4 separate regions of the Homo sapiens genome follow, and regions 1, 3 and 4 are each linked to region 2. The links are chromatin loops, found by intact Hi-C in ENCODE. Cell type or tissue: MCF 10A. All regions are shown on one strand.

Evidence for each region. Hi-C counts contacts between places; a loop is a spot of excess contacts. Peaks named below come from ENCODE experiments on the same cell type or tissue, not always from the same donor. Only the 100,000 strongest peaks of a DNase experiment are listed, where the experiment ranks them.
Region 1: it touches region 2 in a loop (11-fold over the local background); 2 of 110 quality-filtered maps call a loop at or near these places.
Region 3: a loop joins it to region 2, with 10 times the contacts of the local background. A loop is called at or near these places in 3 of 110 quality-filtered maps.
Region 4: a loop joins it to region 2, with 9 times the contacts of the local background. A loop is called at or near these places in 3 of 110 quality-filtered maps.

The regions. Positions count from the first base shown.
Region 1 is chr1:238,250,937-238,253,436 of GRCh38, forward strand. No RefSeq gene overlaps it. Among named protein-coding and RNA genes, the nearest start is that of LINC01139, 230 kb to the right of the region's middle. In MCF 10A, a CTCF peak has its summit at 1,544 (motif pointing right); a DNase peak (open chromatin) is centred at 1,575.
Region 2 is chr1:239,385,589-239,388,088 of GRCh38, forward strand. CHRM3 (cholinergic receptor muscarinic 3) reads left to right here and starts at 980. Exons shown (of 7, transcript NM_001375978.1): 1 at 980-1,639. RefSeq lists enhancers at 1,702-2,202, 2,203-2,500. In MCF 10A, a CTCF peak has its summit at 1,065; a DNase peak (open chromatin) is centred at 1,013.
Region 3 is chr1:237,863,040-237,865,539 of GRCh38, forward strand. It overlaps the pseudogene LOC100130331. Among named protein-coding and RNA genes, the nearest start is that of ZP4, 27 kb to the right of the region's middle. In MCF 10A, a CTCF peak has its summit at 1,405 (motif pointing right); a DNase peak (open chromatin) is centred at 1,502.
Region 4 is chr1:237,849,993-237,852,492 of GRCh38, forward strand. No RefSeq gene overlaps it. Among named protein-coding and RNA genes, the nearest start is that of ZP4, 40 kb to the right of the region's middle. In MCF 10A, a CTCF peak has its summit at 1,422 (motif pointing right); a DNase peak (open chromatin) is centred at 1,439.

The sequences.
Region 1 (2,500 bases), 1.1 Mb before region 2:
GCTTTCCTCATTTTAAGAGAGTTCTTAATTCAATCTTGTGAGGAAGTAGGATTAACATGCACAGTTATGCCTGGAGAGTCAAGAAACCCGCATTTCTGGATCCCCAGCTTAGACCACTGACTCACAGTTTCTAGATACAGAAGCTGCATTTCAGACCACAACCCTAGGTAATCACGGCGCATGTGGACCACACTGCACATTGTGGACAGCACAACTCCAAGACAATAATGAGATCCCAATAATTTTGATACTTCCAAGTAAAGAACAGAAGTCCATTATTTAAACTTATAATTGTTAAATTGTTTGACTTTGTAAATAGTTTTTGGAAACTGTCCCTTCCTGCCCTCTTCCTGTGTCCTTCTTCTCTCTTCACTTCCACACAGCATTCTCCCTGAATACCTCTTTTTTGCATGTTCTTCTGCCTGGAGTCACTAATCCAATGTCTTTGTTCCCCAGGAATTCATCCTTGATTCATATATTTTATCACTATTTTTGGACCTTCCTATTACATCTGTCTTCAACTACTGCTCAAACACAGGACCCAAATTTCTATCTCATACCCAGACCTCTTTTCTGAATATTGGATCCCCAGCTCTAGTCAGCTGTCTTATGGTAAGTTCAATTTGAATGGCTCCAAAGACCTCAAAGCCAACATGTCCAAAGTTGAAATTAATGTTGCCCCAACAACAAAAATACATCTGCCTTCTTCTGAATTCTCTATTTCAGTTTCAATGTATGCACCATAATGCATTCATTTGCTCAGTCCACATTCTGGGAGGTTATCCTTTCATCCTCTTTAGAAAAAATCCTTTTAGTTCTTTTCTTAAATATACATATTTTTTATATATAAGATATATAATATAGTTTATTAATGCTAATATTACTTATATAGTTTATTATAATATATAATAAACTATATATTATAAACTATGTAATATACATATAAATGATATATAATATAAACTAAATATATAAACTATGTGTGTGCATATATATATATATATATATATATAATTTTCATAGCTTCTATCACACCTTGGCCCAAGGCATCATAATTTCTTACTGATATTATTATAACGACTTCTTTTTTGTACAACCTTTTACTAGTACTGTTTTCCTCAAAACGATTCCCGCACTGCTGCCGGGTTGATCTTTCTGAAATGCAATTCTGATCACTCACTCCCTTGCTTCAAATGCCTCCATTGCTGCCAGAATGATAAAAACCCCTGGGTATGAGGTACATGCCCTACTTACTGTGAACCTGTCTGGTCTCATTTCTCATCATCCTGCCTCTGATGCAGGATGCAGCCTCGCTGAATTCCTCTAGGGTCATATGGAGAATGTACCATATTTTTAGAACTTTGCACATTCTGTTCCCGTTGCGGTGATTGTCCTTATCCCCTTCTTTGACAGAAGAACACCTACTTAGCTTTCAATCCTCAGTTCCAGAAAACCCATCGTAATTTCACCCGTTCTCTCAACTTTCCTATGTTCTCTCATCTTAATGTGATTAACTGCTGGAGGAAGTCACTTAGAGGATTTCAGGGCCGATTAAAAATATGTGGCCAGGAGGTGGCAGCAGCAAGCACGAACTTTACTTCAGTAGGCATGAAGGCAGGGAAAGTACCTCCCAGCATGATACCTCGAGAGGGTAAGGTGTGGGAGCCACCATCTAGAAAAGGAGTGGGGGAAGGGGACTCCTCGGGGTGAGGGGATCAAGAGGAGGTTTATGCATCTAGGCAAAGTTGCTCAGTAGCCTGGCAGGGCACTTCTGAGTCAGAAAGCTCCGAAGGGGAGCAGTGGTTTGGAAATTGCTCTAGTCCCATGGTTTTATCGTATCCATGGGTATGAGATACGGGTATGGGTAGCAGATATTGGGTGTAGTATTGCAGGATATAAGAAACCGGCAGATTCTAAATGGCTAAAAATCTGCTTCACTGGGTGATAGTTAAAACAATTGGATGTGTGAAAATTTGAGTTTGGTACTGGTGGGCTTTTGAGTAAATAAATGGATCTCAGGCTGCTGTGAAGAAATAAATAATCTAGTGACCAATATAGACGTACCATATTTATTTGGTGCATTTATATGACAGATGCCTCTGTGAGGCAACACTTTTACCACACTGCACTATTATTACATTTTACCTCGTTTGTGCTTCCCATAACATAGATTCCTGGAGAGAAGAGGCAAGTTTGTATTATTCTTGATATGGACTTCATCAGATCCAGAATAGTGTTTGATGAAAAGTGGAATGCTAATAAATGTTGGTTTCATGAATAATTCCATATATTATTGAACTTGTCCAGAAGCGATCATCCTACCAGGTGCTAGAAGAAAGTCTCATCTCCACAGACACACCTGATTCAAGCTAGTTTGAAGTTTGTATTCATACAGGACATAGGCAGTGATTTAATTTCAAACCTGAAATCTTTAGATTTGAGGTAATTTATTTTCTAAAATACAACCCATTTCTAGAAAAATCATAGCAAACTCAGAACG
Region 2 (2,500 bases):
TCCTCCTTCCTTCCTTTTTCTTTCTTTTCTTCTTTTTCAGTTATCATTGTTATGCTTGTCCTTTCTTGTGAGATTCCTCTGTTATCTTTCCTTATGTGCTTTTTAAACAAAACCTCGAGAGTGCCGTGGGACAGCCTCATTGGTATCTTTTCAAATTTGGTATCTCTCCACTTTTTCCTTACATAGTTAGCTGGCAGTAGTACATAATAACCTTTTCTGTCTCTCTCTCTTTCTTTCTTTCTTTCTTTCTTTCTTTCTTTCTTTCTTTCTTAGATTTTCATTCCTCTTGAGCTTTAAAAGACTGGCTAGCAATGTTATATCTTTCATTTTATTTTCTGATTTAAAAAAGTGTGTGTGTGTGTGTGTGTGTGTGTGTGTGTGTGTGTGTGTGTACGCGCGCGCGCGCGCGCGTGCACGTCAGTGTCTTCTTCATGGATGCTTGTCTTATTTTCTCCCAAGGTGTAACTGTCCAGGGAGGGAAAAGTCAAGTCGTCCTCTATTACACTGCTCTGCAGAAACAGACTCACTAAATGTCAAAAAGTAGATGCATCAGACTGTTCCTTAGAGAAAGGTTTGCCATGGAGTCGTATATTGTAACTGAGCTGAAGTTCACTCATCGATAAGTTGTGCCCAAGGAATCGAATTCCTTCCAGTCCTTCTAAGCAGTCCAGGGAAACCAATTTAAAAGCGAACACAACAAAACTAACAGACCGGCAAAATCTATCTTTGAAGCGCCGCGGGAGGCACAATTTGGGAACAGGTGAGGCCATGCTGGGTGGGTGAGGCCCCCCTCTCTCCTGCTTGGTGTTCCGCTTTCAGCCAACCCACCCCAGGAGTACCCTGGGATCTCCTCGCCCCCTGCCAGGCGGAGAACGCGGAGCCCAGCGGGCACGCGGGAATGGAGCTAGGCGCCGGCAGGGCAACTGGGCATGCTCAGAAGCCGGGCAGGTTTTGGTCTCAAGCACGCAGCCTGTGCATTACACCAGCTCTCTCAGTCCGGGGAGGAGGAGGAGCAGGAGGAACGCGAGGAGGAAGGAGAGGAGGAGCGGCCAGCAGTAGCCACGACCGCCACCACCAGGCAGAGGAAGAGTTCGTGGGGAGGAAAAGACCTCTCCTCCCCCTTGGAGCGCCTTCTCTCTGCTTTTGGAGAAAGGGAATACACGATAAAGAAGGAGACGGAAAGAAGAGAAAAAGTGAGGCGGGAGACAGAGGGAAAAGGGCGTGAACAGAAAGGGCCGGAGCGTGCAGGGGAGCACAGGGCGCGGGGGCGGCACTGCCGAGCCGGGAGCGCTGCCGCTTGGGCAGGTGCCGCGGCCGCTGCCCGGAGGCGGCATGTGACGCGCGGCCGCAGCTGCCCGCGGGCGGAGCGCTCTCAGACCCCGGAGCGCACACCGCGGGGCCATCGGTGCCATCGCGGATCTCCAGGCTCCTCATCAGTCCGCCGGGGCCGCAGCAGCGCTTCTGGGAAGACGGGCGATGAACTGAAGGGCGGCTCCGGGCAGGGGGGCACGATCTTAAGGACAGTCGCTCCCTGAACGCGGAGCCGGAGGAGACGAAGGGAAGGTGGAGCGGACGCCACCCGCGCACCGGGCAGGCGCGGAGACCGGCGTGGGACAGCCACCTGGAGCGCAGCTGCCAGGTAGGGACGGCGCCCGCCACCCAGGCGCTGGGCAGAGCGGGTGGCGGTAGCGGCTGACCTGGTTTCTTGCCTTATCTCGTTGCGAAAGGAGGAAAAAGTTTTCGGCGCGGGTAGGAGAGGTCTTGTGTTTGGAGTCCAAAGAAGGGGCTGGGTAGGGACGAGAGAGGCTGTTGATTTGGGGAAGATGGGGGCACTTGAATTCCGACAGCGCGATCTGGTGCGGAGTTGGAGTTCTGGGACTGAGGGTGGGGAACGCCCGCTGGCACTCAAGTGCCCCGAAAGGGACGGGAATCATGCGAGCGGTGGCCGGGAGAGAGTCGGGGACGTCCCACCCCGCTCTCCCTCGCTTCGATTCTCTCTTCGCCACTGCCGGATCTGAGGCTCCAAAGTGCCCGAGCATGAGGAGCTACTGGGCTCCGGGTGTGTTTGTGAGCGCACTCGTGTGTTGAGCGTTTGTCTCCCATCTCCCCATTTGGTTTCCTGTCATTTCTAAGAAGGCTAAAGCTGGCACCCGCCAACCTCGCAGTGGGGCCGCAAGTTCGGATTGCATTTCAGGGGGCGAGAAGGCAAATTTGGCACTTCGAGTAACACTTGGGCGAAGGTACCTAGCCTAGTGCGCATCTTTACTGACCCGGGGAGAGTCTGCACTCGCGAGGCAGCGGCCGCTGGACTGCACCGGTTCTCCTCTTTGGAACACTTCCTCAGCATAGCCTCCTAATAGCGAGGTTAATTTTTGCGTGTTTTTAAACGGCGGGGGCGGGCGGACAGTTGACTCCAGCAGCAGAATTCACTTGTCTACTTCGCGGTGTGCGTGCTGGAATTGAGATCCTGTTCTGCATGCTTGTGCGTGTGTCCGACTCT
Region 3 (2,500 bases), 1.5 Mb before region 2:
AAAACAAGATAGTAAAATAATTCTCTGTTATCATCATCTTCTACATTAAATAACTCCCCTAGATAGCTCTATTGTCTAGAGGTCAGTGATGTCCACCAGAACTTTCTCCAGTGATGGGAACGTTCTTAATGTAGTAGCTACTAGACACACATATAGCTACTGAGCAGGAAGTGTGGCTAGTGTAAACTAGAACTGATTTTTAAATTTTATTCCAATTAATATGAATTCAAATTCTACACATGGCTAGTGACTGTCTTATTTGACAGCACAGGTCTTTACAGTCTAATGTTAACCCTTACTAACAGAATGTGCCCCACCCACAATTAAGTGGCCATGTTTTGTGTTACATGACCTTACCCTCCCACCTGATTGGACCACAGGCAGTTACCGGCCCCCAGGACAGCCAATCACAGGCTGCTAATGATCTATACTGTGAAACCTGACTCCATAGGTGAGCTACACCAATCATATTTCTCTCTTTGGATTTTGGAACTGGGAAATTGAGAGGGGATTGGCTATGGGAGCTGAGCTTACTTCATTACACAGACTCAGGGCCCCGGTGGTAACTATGGGCCACCTGCAAACTGGGGCTATGAGAAAACAGGAGTCCTGGTATGTGTTAAAAGGGAGAGCTGGCTGCTGCAGATCGGGGAGAATGGGGTCAGACGTGCTCACAAGAGCAGAAGCTGTGAGGGACCCTCACGGCCCATGAGAAAGAGGCAGGAAGCAGCCTTGGGTTTTCTCTTTGGGGCTTGGCTGTATTTCAGCATGTGTTTATGGCCGCTCACAAGATTCTCTTATTTATTTCCTGGAAATGCGCTCCCTTAGCATAAGCCAGAATGAGTGGAACTCTCTTTCCTGTCATCTAGACCACTTTTAATGAAATTATGATATTGTAATATAAATTATAAAGAAAAGCATGTTATGCACCCTAGAAGTCAATATATTTTTGAGCTGGAAGGAAATTAGGAATCATGGAGTTTAATCTCATCATTTTAAAGATGAGATGGAAGCTATTTTGAAATGTTGCTGTCTAAAGTCACAGAGCTGGTTTCTGAGAAATTTTCAAGTATTAATTTGCTTTCTGAAAGTTTGTTAGAAAAACCAAAATGAAACAAAAAAATCTGTCACTGTAGTTTTTGAGAGAAAAATAAAATACAGTAGTGGATGGATACCTCAGTTTTAAGATGAATCTAACTTTTTAACAGGGCTTACTAACCTAATGGGGTTTCGTTAATAGTTAAAATCCACATTTTACAGGTGTTTGCCCCTAAGTGAATAATTCAGGGTCTCTGTTTTCTGCAAAATATCCTCCCACCCAAATATTTCTGGGGGGCCATGGCGTGTCTCCTGCAGGGTATCGAGGAGAGCTTCCCCAGATGCTCTGCCTCCAAGCGCCACGTGGGGGCGCTGCCTCACCACTGCCTGACCTGCGCACGTGTCCGGGAGAGCGCTGACCTCCGGGCCAAGGCCACTGTGTACTGGCCATTTGCCAAAGCGGAGCTGGCCTCCGCGCGGTTCCCAATTAACCAAAGCCACGTGGATTTGTCATCAGAGCGTTCAAGTGACACGGCCGGGCCCTGCGCGTGTGGAGTGCCTGGTGAAAGCTGCTCCTTGGTTTCTGCTTCCAGCCATAAGGTTCAGACAGGAACCATGAACCCAAGGGCTGGATCAAAAATAAATGTGTCACACAGACAGCTCTCTGTGAGTTCCTCTGAGTCTCTGACAACCTGGGGCCACTTCCCACATCCCGACCTCTTCCTGTTCTCCAATACTGCTTTAAGCACGGTACAGCTTGTGTGCCAGCCAGTGCTACTTCAGGTGGAAAGCTTCCCCTCCCTCCCCTGCCTCCCACAGGAGGCTGGGCACCAGTCGCTGGCCCATGTTTCCACCTCTGATGCACTTCTTTTGGGGCCACACTCCTGGTCCTCTCCCCATCTCCTGCTGTCTGGGGAAAAGGAGAGGCTTACCAGATGAGTGAGTTAGAGAGAGGGGACAGAGCCCGGGGGCCAGTTCCTTCCCCTCTGCAGAGCTCATCTCTGCCAGAGGCCTCTGTTCCTGCCTCCAACACTCTTGAGCTGAGTTGCACAGGCCTTTGTAAAGGGGGCCTGCAGTTTTCCATCTCTGTCCAGGATTGTGTGAGCACATTTAATTCTGGGACGAAATCCTAATAATATTATTTTTGAGCCTCCTCAAGTTAAAACTCACCGCCTATGTACTTGACACTATATTAAGTGTTAAGGATTCAGAGAATACCAAGAAAAGCTGTAAGAATCTCCAGAGAGCTGGTGTCTGGGGAATAGGGACAGGAGGTGTTAGTGCCACTAACCAAGACTGGAGACATCTGCAGAAGAGGGTCAGGCCAAGTCAACCTTGGTCTAACACAGTTCGTGGCATTTTTGGTTTTTTAATTGATACTCTTTTTGAGATGGAGTCTTGCTCTGTCACCCAGGGTGGAGTGCAATGGCATGATCTCGGTTCACTGCAACCTCCATCTCCT
Region 4 (2,500 bases), 1.5 Mb before region 2:
CAAGTGTATATAGGTACAACAAAAGATGCATGTAATAATTTTCATAGGTGTGTTATTCGTAATAGCTAAACACTGCAGGAAAACATCCTACAATTGAGCAGACAAGTAAACTCTTTTCATGTGCTATATTCATACGATAGAATGCTATACACCAATAAAAACCAAACGACTGCACATAAAACAATATGGATGAGTCTCACAGTGGAGCGAAAGATGTCAGATGTAACAAAAGAAATATTGTGTGATTCTCAACAGGCAAAAATTACCTTTAAAGTCAGCTTGGTGGAAGGAGGGGTTTGTGACTAGAAGCACAGAGAAGCATAGGCTGGCTTTTGAAATGCCAGTAGGGTTACATTTGTTGATTTGAGTGGTTGCTATACAGGTGTGTTCATTTGTGATAACCTGACTATGCAATTATTTGCACATGTTTCTGTATGTATGTTAGACTTTAATAAAAACAGTTATTTAAACCAAAGTTGCTTTTTGTATTTTTAGTATTTTTGTTTTCCCTGGGAAGATGATCAGGGCTGTCACCTACCATTACATACCATTACACCAAGAACAAATTCCCTCTCTACGGTTCTGTGTATAGATTTGTAAATATTACTTTAATGAAAGTTTTTGTTTTGCTTTTTTTTTTTTTTGAGATGGAGTCTCGCTCCATTGCCCAGGTTGGAGTGCAGTGGCATGATCTTGGCCCACTGCAACCTCCACCTCCTGGGTTCAAACAATTCTCCTGCCTCAGCCTCCCGAGTAGCTGGGATTACAGGTGTGCACCACCACACCTGGCTAATTTTTGTATTTTCAGTATAGATGGGGTTTCACCATGTTTGCCAGGCTGGTCACAAACTCCTGACCTCAGGTGATCCACCCACCTTGGCCTCTCAAAGTGCTGGGATTACAGGTGTGAGCCACTGTGCCAAGCCAGAAAGTTTTTTTGAGCAAACCTTTTTTATGAGAAGGTGAACTCCTGAAAGTCAATGTTACCACTTTATTCTGCTTGTATCCAGCAATGCTTAGAATAATTTTCAATAAGTTATAGATGCTCAATATATGTTAAAGGAACAAACGACTTGCCATTTGAGTTTGTGATGCAAGTAGAATTTCCAGCTCTATCTTACAAAAATGTTTTCTGGTCGACTGGTGTTTTGGCTCTCTTGCCAGGCACCACCCATTGGAATGGCCTTGGTTTACTCTTCATGAGGCTGTGGATTAACTCCTAAGTATCTTGGGGCTTTTCCTTATAAAGACACGACCATAAAAACTGGGTCACAGTTCTCTTGGAATTCTGCGTTCTACTGAAGTTGTTTCAGTGTTGGTAGTGGAGCTTTGCAACCTAATTAACACCATGGGAAAAGGCATTATCGGCCAGGGAAAAGCAATTCAACAGAGCTAAAGATACATAGCATGACTACAGAGGAGACAGCAGGGGGCGCCAGTGGAGCACTCGTGAGGCTGCTTTGACATCACTTCCAGTATCTATCAGCATTCTGTTCCTAATATAATTATTATACAACCGTGTTGCACCACATTGAGACAAGTTGACTGCTTACTTGAAGGAGATGGTAAATGAATATGGACAGGATATCTCCTTGCCACAACTCTGATTTTATTGTTTCTCAGCTCATATTTTAAAACTTTTCTGAAGTGGCTTCATTCACTCATCTCCTATAAGCATAATTTTCTCCCCCACCCTTTTGCCCTAAAAAAAAGTAAAAATCAACACTGTGATGACTACCTGAATGTTGAATACCTTGGAGTTTAATTTATTCATAAATTTGGGGGTTTGCTGCTACTTCATTAAAGTATATTTCCTCTAATTTTTTAAGTCTATCTTGAAGTTAGATACTAATTTTTGGTTGGGAAAAGAGGGAAGGGCTAAATTGCAAGTTTTATGTACTCTCTCCATAGCTGTTTGGATTATTCTGGTAGATATTCCATTTGATTATCCATCAAAGTACTGAAGAAAGGAGGTGGCTTGTCTTGGTGGCAGCTGAAGATTGTTCATGTTATGATATTCACACTTCAAACTGCATCTCAGTCGTATTAGTAATAAGCAATAGAGCAGAGACCTCAAAGACTTAGCATTGCATTAGGTATTTCAGGTGTGATTCTAGGTATCACTACTTAATATATTCATTTAGCAGAGAGTTACTAAATACCTTTCTATTGGACACCAGGCTGGGTACTTTGGAAACGGGGGTCAACAGAATATGGCACATTTCCTAACCCATTTAAATCTCAGTTTCCATCTCTGTAGAATGATGATATTATCTTACCTCATTGCATGTCATGAGAATTAAATGGTAAAGCTACCAATATTAGTATGTACGCGAACAATGCTCGGTAAATATTAGTCTTTGCCATACAGACTTTTTAGTAGTCTGTATCCATGTTTCAAACATGGTAAATCAAATACATTGATTCTCCTTGGTGCTTTTAGTTGATTTAGTAGTTAAACATTTTGCAAAATCTAATTATGGTTAGGGTTTGAGATTAC